Regions from separate parts of the Mus musculus genome. Here region 2 is linked to region 1. A link is a contact called in ENCODE Hi-C or POLR2A ChIA-PET data. All regions are on one chromosome and are shown on one strand. Each heading gives the region's core, a stretch centred on a gene start or an enhancer-like site at or near the end of the contact. The rest is flanking DNA. Distances are from core to core; before and after follow the strand shown.

What was found. A loop is a pair of places that touch in the nucleus more often than their neighbours do. ChIA-PET counts read pairs that join two places held with the same protein, here RNA polymerase II (POLR2A).
Region 2: a map of T-helper 2 cell shows a loop between it and region 1 (4-fold over the local background). The contact joins the promoter of Itpr1 here to the promoter of Setmar in region 1. A Hi-C loop is called at or near these places in 3 of 37 maps with a recorded cell type or tissue (T-helper 17 cell, T-helper 2 cell and regulatory T cell). POLR2A ChIA-PET finds 5 or more read pairs at or near these places in 4 of 5 experiments (Patski and embryonic stem cell).

The regions. Positions count from the first base shown.
Region 1 is chr6:108,062,829-108,067,282 of GRCm38, forward strand. Setmar (SET domain without mariner transposase fusion) reads left to right here and starts at 2,217. Exons shown (of 2, transcript NM_178391.4): 1 at 2,217-2,411. The coding sequence starts at 2,253.
Region 2 is chr6:108,210,454-108,215,334 of GRCm38, forward strand. Itpr1 (inositol 1,4,5-trisphosphate receptor 1) reads left to right here and starts at 2,643. Exons shown (of 62, transcript NM_010585.5): 1 at 2,643-2,900; 2 at 3,750-3,825. It overlaps Gm38872 (predicted gene, 38872), which reads right to left and starts at 2,465. Exons shown (of 3, transcript NR_167935.1): 1 at 2,402-2,465; 2 at 2,153-2,320; 3 at 1,803-1,987.

The DNA of each region.
Region 1 (4,454 bases), core at 967-3,466:
CTAGGGTCTCATTTCTTCCCTGGTCTATTAAAGTCATCTTTTTAAACTATGCTATTCTCTATATCCCCAATTGTTCTTACTGTCATTGCTACAGTTTGAAGACAGGTTTCTAATTATTTCTATTGCTGCTTAAAACTAGAACTAAGTAAGAGGTGATAAAAATGAAAACTACTATGAAGATAGAACCAAGACTTGAGCACAACTATCTCCTTATTATGCCGGCCGGGGGGATGGGTGGGAGGTAAGGACGCTCTCTGCTTGCTGCTTGGATGCTCTGTTAGATTACCAATAAAAGTTTGTCGAGGAGTCAATTAGTTCTAGTCATTTTAAGCTTAAGGATCCTATAAGTCAGAAAGTAAAAGCATCCTATATTCATAACTGAAGTAGAGAAGAAGCTAAGGGCTGGAGACTGCCATCCTAGTCCTTTATGTCTGAAACCATATTGGCAGGGGAAGGTCATGCACCTGACCTGGCTATGCCAAAGGCTGAAGGAGGAGGATCCGTTAAACCTACACATCGAGTACAGGCCTTGGCAAAATATCAAGATCCTATCTCAAAATAATGATAACTTCTGGATCCTGGTTGTCTAGTTAATGTTTCTATTGCTGCAACAAAACCCCATGACAGACGATAAATCAAGATAGAGTCACTTGTCACCAAGCTGAAACTAACCTGTCTATGTAACCTTTTGCAGAAATAAAGAACTAAAGAGATAACAGACAAATATCCCAGGATAATAAAATTCCTCTGCCTTAATCTTAGCACACAAACATTACTCTGGTGCTAAGCAATGATTTATTTTCCTACTGTTCTGTATTCCTGCCCATGCCTTACAGGGATAGAGTAACTATGAAAGGACCATTCTTCTTTTGTTTATTGCTTCTGCTTTTCCATCTCTTCTCTTCCTATACAACCAATGCTACGCTCAGAAAATCAGAATGCTTATTCTACCTTACAGGGTGAAATGTTGTCCTTTTTCTAGAATTGAAAATAAAGCCAATTAAGACATTTAGATGCAGTGGTTCATGCAAGTAGTCCTAATAATCAAGAGGATGGAGAGTTCAAAACCACACTGGGTTTCATACTAATAACCTGTCTTGAAACAAATCTAGCTAAATACACACACACACACACACACACACACACACACACACACACACACACCTAAGTATATAGAATATATTTATTTATGCACACATACATTTGTAATTTTTTTCTCTAAAACACAAAGATGAAAAACCTAAGATCCTGCATTTTGTAAAGCTGCCCCGTTTGTATGGATCTGTAACAATTCCAGAAGCTAGAGTAATTTGGTGACTTTCATAGATAACTCAGGAACAGCCTACCTGCAAGCTACTCATCAACTACTCCCTTCTTCCTCTGAAACCTCTAAGAAGAAATGCCTGCTCTGCCGTGAAGGCCCTTTGTCTGCCTGTCTGTCTGTTTGCCTGTGTCATCAATGTATCTTCTAATGAATCTCTTATAAGGACAATCTATTTCAGTGTCCCCCTTTAGCCTCCAAACTTTTGGTCAACAAGAGTGGATGCCCTGTGGGACCCTATTATCACAGAAAGCAGTGAAGATAGAAAATTAGAAGAAGAGGAGGAGGAGGAAGAGGAGAAGGAGGGGGAGGAGGAGAAGAAGGAGGAGGAGGGGATAGAGGGAGAATAAGAAAAAGAAGCAAGACAAGCAAAATGGGGAGATTTGGCAATGTTAACATTTTCCACCAGATACAGAAACTCTGGCGTGATCAGTGAGTGACTCTACTCAAAACAGGTTTTTGTTGTTTTGTATAATGGGACAAGGTGAGCTTACAAGGAGAGGACCTTATCAAAAACAAATTCTGTGCCAGTCACCCAACTTCTCCGCGGGTTCTAGATCTTTATATTCTCTGGACTGTATTTTCTCCCTCAGCTTAGACGATACATTTCCAAACACCTACTAAACCCTCAAAGGCTGAACAAACAACCAGGCTTCACAAGGTTCCCCAGAAAAAAACGAAAACATTTCAAGTTCTCCAAATTTTGTACCTTTTGTGGTTCTGAAATTATCAGCTATGTATCTAGTTTAAAACAGTGGGATCCAGAGGAAAAGCACCCCAACGACGCTGAGGGAGGTATCTCCCTCACCTGCAGCCTGTTGGGACGGAAAACTACAACTCCCATGAGGAAGTAGGGCCGCAGAATCCACAACTCCCAGCATCCTCCCGGAGGCCCAAAATGGTCAGGCGAGTAGTCGAAGCGAGACCATAAATGTCTGCGGAAGGTGTGGAGAAGCTTTCTCTCGAGATAGCAGCATCTGAGGAGGAATCTGTAGCCCCGACAGAACAACAAGATGTAGCGTGCGGCCTGGAGAACTTGCCTGTGAGCTTGTGGCCTTTGGGGGCGGAGCCCAGGCCTAAACCTTTCCAGGTAGAGGCAGGGCTAAGTGGCTGAAAGGGCTGGGGGTGGTGCCCTTTTCTTTGGGGGCGGAGCCAGAGGGCGGCGCTAGAGGGCTGTCCCTTTCCCCCGGGGGCGGGGCCAGTGCCCTTTATATGGGGGCGGAGCTAGAAAGCAGCTCACCGATCTTAGGGGCGGTGCTAAAGGGCCTGTCTATTTCCCTTCTCTCCCCAGGCGGGGCCAGCGCTGTTCTAGACTGGGTTGGAGGGATGTCCTGTAGCCCCACAGGGGCTGACTACAAGACTCCTCTTAATTCTCACCAAGGGGAGCCTGCACCCTTCCATGTTGGGGCGGAGATAGAGGCCTGCGGACAGCCTCCATGGAAGGAACCAGAGAGCTGCTTATATCTTGAGTAGTTGAGGCCAATGCCCATGTAGAGCCAGGTCTAAAGAGCTGGGGGGAGTAGGAAGCTGGGGGGGGGGGGGGTGAGTAGGAAGGGGATTGTTTCACACTTCGCTGCAGAGCAGAATTCCAGGGCTACTCACTGCCCCCGGGGGCGCTAGAGCTCTTTCCTAGAAGCCAAGAAAGAGAGACACATAGCTCCCCCACGTGGTAGTAATTGTCAAATTGGCTGTAACAACAGGCTTCTTCCCCCCCACACACACACACACACCCCACCCCACCCCCGATATTTTTATTTTTTTTTTATTAGCACACGGGGTATCTAGTTTAACTATGGCATTTTTAAAATGTTCATTAGCAAATGTTGATTATACATAATAATGAGTTTTGTGATGACATTTTTCCACATATGCACAGAAGGTGTTTTGATGATATGCACCACCACCCTCTCTGGTCCCTCACCCTCTCCCAGTAATCCTTCACCTTCCTGGCTAGTGCCCCTTTTATCTTTCATCTCGCTGTGGTGAGTGTGTGTGTGTGTGTGTGTGTGTGTGTGTGTGTGTAGGAGACAGAGAGCCAATGAGTTTCATCAAGGTTGTTTACTGGAACTGCAGTCTTCTTGACGTCTTACTATTATTTACTCTTTGAGAATCCCATACAATATGTTTGTCATCCTTTTTCCCTCCCCCAAATCCTCACAGATCCTTGCCCACCTCGCAATCTACCCAATTTCATGTTCTTTCTCTCTCGAGGGGGAAATAAGCTGTTGGTCTGAAAGAAAAGTTCTTAAATGGACAGAATTTAATATTTTTCTTTGAACCTGTAATAAGACCTTAACAAGGATTCTTACCTTATACTGTCTGTAAAATAGCAGTTCCCTAACATGTGTGTGGCAGAGGCGTGACTTTTCAGAAAGCTTTTTCCCCCTGTCTGGCTTGTACTCAGAACTTACTGAGGGATCAGAGAAAACCATCTCCATGTCTGGTCTCGGCTATCTGACATGTAAGAAAGGCTTGGTTATGAATCTCAGCCCCTGGAGTCAAACTTAGCTGAGGTCTCCGCCATGCTGAGAGATCTTGGACACACATAAATTAACTTCTTCAGATCCTCAGAAGCCCTAGAGTTTAAGTCATAGACCCTCTTCTCAGCTGCTTGGGAATTACTGTTCCTAGTGCTCTGTAGGAACTCAATAAATGGCTGCTACCTCAAAGCCCTACTCCACCCTTCAACCCCTCAGACCATGGCCTAAGTTGCTTATGGAATAGGGAAAGACCAAAGATGCTGGCAGAGGGGTGCCCCCTCGGATGTCAGACTTAAGAGTATGACTTCAGCATCTTACCTACTCCACAGAGTTTGTTGTTTTCGAAGTGAAAATAACTTTAAAATTGTATAGCTTTCCCCCATCCAGAATAAGAACAAATTAGGGCTGCTCTTTCTTCCTTCTAGGATTTTATGAGCAGAAAATGGGATAATACATTCTATAGCAGATTTCAAAAGGTGAAGCAGGATTTCAATGTGAGAAATAGCGCCCTCTCATCTATGACTCATAGCCAGCAACACACATCTGCATTTGCATTGACAGTTTATTAATAACACAAGTAGATAATACTCCATGTACCAATGAGCTCTTAAGGCTTGGTCAAGATCAAACATTCCAGGATGTCTGCGAAGACC
Region 2 (4,881 bases), core at 1,393-3,892, 150 kb after region 1:
AGCTCCTGGATTGGAGATGCATGTCTAGAAAAATTCTTCCCAAGAAAAATTATAACAGAGAAGCAGCAGCTCACCCCCCACAGACACACACACCCTCTCCTCAGCTCATAAAGGAGTATAAGCCACTCATTCTAGCATCTATCACCGTTAGCATTGCCACACATCAACTGTCTGACACAAAGAATCTCTTTGAGCCATAGTAGAATTAGCAAAAGTATTTTCCTGTGATCTGGCAGCTTCCAGAACTTGCCAAACGTTGAACAGCACTATGTGCACACACTGACAAAGCAAACTGATCTGAGCAGCTAAACGGCCCAAATGCTCAGAAAGACATGCTTCTGTTGCCTTCTGTATGCTCAATGCACCTTCCATTACAAGGTTGCAGGAAACTTTTTTTTTTTTTCCAAATCTGCAAAAATGTGCAAACAGAAGGGTAAGCCTTTTTGAGTCAAGGGGACTGGAGTACACAAATGTAAGGAAGACATGGTCTCTCACTGAAACTTCCGGCTGGGGAGGGAAGACCATGGATAAACTACACAAAGGGCTTGTGTCTACAGTGTGGGGAGGATGAAAATGAGCTGCCGGTGCCTCTCAACTATGGCCAAGGATTCTTTTGCAAATCCACATTAGAATATCATGAAGCAACCCCCACCCGTTTTGTGGGCTGATTTGTTGAAATTGCTTGAAAGTTAGGGTCAAAGGGACTTGGAAAGTGGATCAGGTTGTTTTTATCGGGGAAAGGAAAAAACAACAGATATGAAAGGTGTGGATTCCTCTGTGGTGACAAGTTGGGGTTTTTCCCGAGGACAGACAGGCAGCTTGAAGCATCCCCACTTGCCTCCTAGATTGCCAACGGTGCCTTTTGGATATAACTTAACCTGCATGCCTTTAGCTTTCCATGTGCTATCGCTGAAATGATCTACTTAAATTACTTAGAAACAATGCCTGGGCCACAGGACGCACCCGTGTGATGCCCCTAATGGTTAGGTTGAGCACTAAATATGCAATAATTGTTACCTATTTTGCCCTCTATTGTTCTTAAAGTTTCACGAGAGGAGGCAAGGCTGTTGAATCACGTAATAGGAAAAGAGAACAGGCAAACATTAATGAGTATTGAATCCCTCTCTAGATGGCAAACCTGGGGTAAAGAGTTCAAGGTGATTTGCCTAAGGGCTTAGAGGCTGCTCCTAAAATAGGAGGGGCTCCTTTAAGGAGGTGGTGATGGAGGTCCCAATGGGCAAGTGCTTAGTATAGGTACAGGTTGGAGTTGCAAAGGAGACCAAAGTTAACCTGGCTTGTCCTGTTCTTTGGCCTTATACCTGCTGTATACAAAGAGGTTACAAACCCAGAATCAGTGACACTCAATAGCATGCTGTACAGAAAGCAGGTAGGCTGAGCTCTGTAGAACCATTTGTTTTCATTACAAGGATTACTGTTAACAGGTCTTTAGCGGTAGCAGACAGACCCCCATTTAGGATGTTATGATATATTTTGGCGCGCTCTCATATCCTGGCACAGTGCCTGGCCTGGCACCCAGATGACACCCGGGGAACGTTTGTGGAATGAATACGTGCAGTCTAGTTTGTAGGGTGGGATGGGGAAGGAGACAGTAGGATAACTTTGCCTGTGATGCAAACTCTTCTTCCCAAGACCAAAGTTCTATGCACTTTGCAGCCTGGAGCCTACACTATTTTCTGGTGTGTGGAAATCCATTTCAGCCCAGAGGCTTGGGTTGAAGACTTGCAGCACGCCTCGCCTGGACGCACTCATCTTAGTATAAGCAGTTTTCTCTGAAGCCCTTATTTTTTTGGTTTGCGGTTTATTTACTTTAGCGTTTACAGATTCCAGGAGCATAGGGGTCTTAGAAGCGGGGTCAGGACCGAGGTCGCGGTTTGTATTTCTTTCCTGCTTCGCGATCACAACATCAGCAAGTCACAACATGGTTCCTTTATTTGCTCACTCGTCAGGGTAGCGTTTCTTTTACCTCCTACCGGGCGACGAAAGACAGACCCAGCTCGAATTCAGAAAAGGGCTCTCACACGATTACCCCGCATCCTCAATAGCAGGGACCACCCCATTTCCAGACTTAGTTTTTCATGCAGACACTAGCAGGATCCAATAAAAAACTAGACCAGATTTAATAAAGACAAACTTGTTTCTTTAATCCTTGACCGCAAACACTGGCGTTTTTGTGCCTCGGATTTCTGAAATTCTTGGCTCCAGGACACAGGGCGCGCGGGGGTGGGTAAATAGCTTGTAAAAACTTCCCGAAGCAGTAATCCGAGCTCTTCCTCTCTCTCCGGACCCTAGTGACACCTGACTTTAGGAAGGGAAGATACAAGTCAAAAGAGAAGGGTTCACAGAGGTAGGGGACATACCCAGTGGGTCGGGCTTGCCAAACCTGGGGAGTCCGGTGTTCAGACACAAGTTCGCAACCCGAGCCTTCAGCCTGGGCGCCTCTTCCCCCTCCCACCCCTGGTCAGCGCGCGGGAGTCTATTTAGAACCCAGCCCCGGAGCCCAGGGGATTCTGGGACTTGTAGTCCCTCTGCGCAGCCCCAGGCGCCGGCACGACCTGGGACTCGGACTACATTGCCCAGGGAGCTTCCCGGCCTATATAAGCGGTCGGGCGCTGCTTTAAAGTGCAGTAACCATGTGGATGTTCTGCTGAAGCGTTTCCTCAAGCCTGCCGGGGTGGGAGGAGAGGAGGAGGTGGTGGTGGTGGAGGAGGTGGAGGCAGAGGGTGGAGAGAGAGAAAGCGCACGCCGAGAGGAGGTGTGGGTGTTCCGCTCCCATCCTAACGGAACGAGCTCCCTCTTCGCGGACATGGGATTGCCCAGCGGCTGCTAACCCCTCTCCTGGTCCTGATCCCCCAAACCGGCGTGGCTCCCCGGTCACCAAGGTAGCTGCTGGGGCCGGGCAGAGGGCGCGGGGAGTTGGCACTAGCTCCCGTGCGCAGAAGTTTTTGCCCTGATCACCGGGAGTTCTTGGTGGCTTTGGTGGCTTTGCATGCACTTGGCGTGTATTTTGGGGCTTCTTTCCCTGTGAACAGTTTTGGGGGGAGGTATATATTTTTTTTCAGGCTTAAGTAACCCCAAACGTCCTCGACTCTAGTGACCGGTTTCAACCTCCTTCCCCGTATTGAAATGGCATTCCCCCAAGTTGGAAACGGTTGGAGTGTCTGCAGGAAATAGTTTTTTTTCCCCCTGGGGGGGGGTATTTGAGGGGGTCATATGAGTTCGCTCAAGGAAATAATCTTTCTAAAAATGTAGCTAGCCCTGTTGCGCTGCTCAGCTGGTAGGATAATGCATGCGTGGGGGTCCCCGTGGGTTAAAAAAAAAAAAAAGGAAGAAAACCGGAGGAAGGGGGGGGGGGGCGATGAGGAAAGAAGTGTGGACGGAGCTCGTGCCCAATGAGGACGCGGGTTTCACATACTTGGCCTCCACGCGGGGAAACAAGTGCTTTGGGATCTCAACACGTCCCTTACTTCCATCCACCTTCAATCCCCATCCGGCGTGTTCGAAGTTTCTGCGTGTCTGATCTTTCTGGCCAGCTACTGACGGGAAATAAGCATGCTGGGTTTGCTTTTATTTGGGGGAAAGAGATCCCTCCGACTTAGCTGCTAAATTTGGAGGGGAGTGGGATCTGCAGGAAAAGCGGAGGCTATAAAAGTCAAAACTTGGATTTGAGAATTTCTGATAGACCCTCGCGAGATCCCCTACTCAGTCTTCTTTCTTTGTTAAATATTTAGGAGCTGATTACAAGGGACCAGGATTTGCATCCTTGGCTGGGCGTCCATTGGCTACAGAGTGCCTGACCTGGGTCAGGTGAGTGTGCGAGCCGAGTGCTGTAGTCAAAAATGGGTTTTTGTCCTAAGCATTTTCTAAGTCCTCTTGTAGCTGCCATAGAGGTAAAGTAGGGAAAAGAAAGACACCGTGGTCAAAATTGGTCATGGTCTTGGGTGAGTAAAGGTCTAGTGACAGCCACTTTTGAAGGTCGCTCAGAAGTGAAGCATGGCGGGGTGAGGGGGGTGGGGTGGGGAAGATGTCGGTAAGCGACCACAACGTGCAGTTAAAGGGACTGTAAAGTGGGTGGTCCCTTACCAGCCTGAGAGGAGCCCTCATTAGTTTAATTCCCAAAGATGCAGAACTTTTCATCTGCCAAGATCCCTAAGCAAGAGTGAGATACCCCTCCCTTTCACAAACTGTCACTTTGTTCTGTTCGGTTGTGGGCATGCCTGTACCCAGAATGGGCTGGGCTGCAAGAAATGAAAGTGACAAATTGAAAGAATGAGAACTTAAAAACGGGAAGGAAGAGCTTAAAGAATACTACAGTCGCTTCCAGGGTTTCACTGGAGCCACCTGAATGTCAAGGAACCCAGCGGGCTTCTCTTGCTTTGGGACCTGTTCCTGGATGAGGAGCTGAGGGCAGGCAGCATTTCTGTCAGTATAATGGCATATTTAAAACCATCACAGCCCGTTTCTAGAAAATAAAGCTTCTGTAGGTACAGGTGCCACTATGGTTTCAGGTTTGGCCATTGGATTTTGTTTTTGTTTTTGTTTTCCTAAAATGTCTGGGAATTGAGTAAACAACAAGTTAATAGGGGTGGGTGGTGAGCTGTGGGCAGCTGGTCCTTGGTAACTTCTTTAATGTCCTAAATATTTAGCTGTTCCCTGGGCTACAATCTTTGGGCTTTTCTAATTAGTGAATAAAAGCCAGATACTTCATTATGGTAGTAGAATGCTTTTGTTTCCTGTTGATAAGGTCCTCAGGAATACTGGCAGAGCGGGAAACATTTGGAAGGGAAGGCTAGTTCTTCTGTGGACTTAAGTCTATGTTGATTAAAGCTTGGGGTCAGCCTTCTCTTTGAAGTACATTACAGA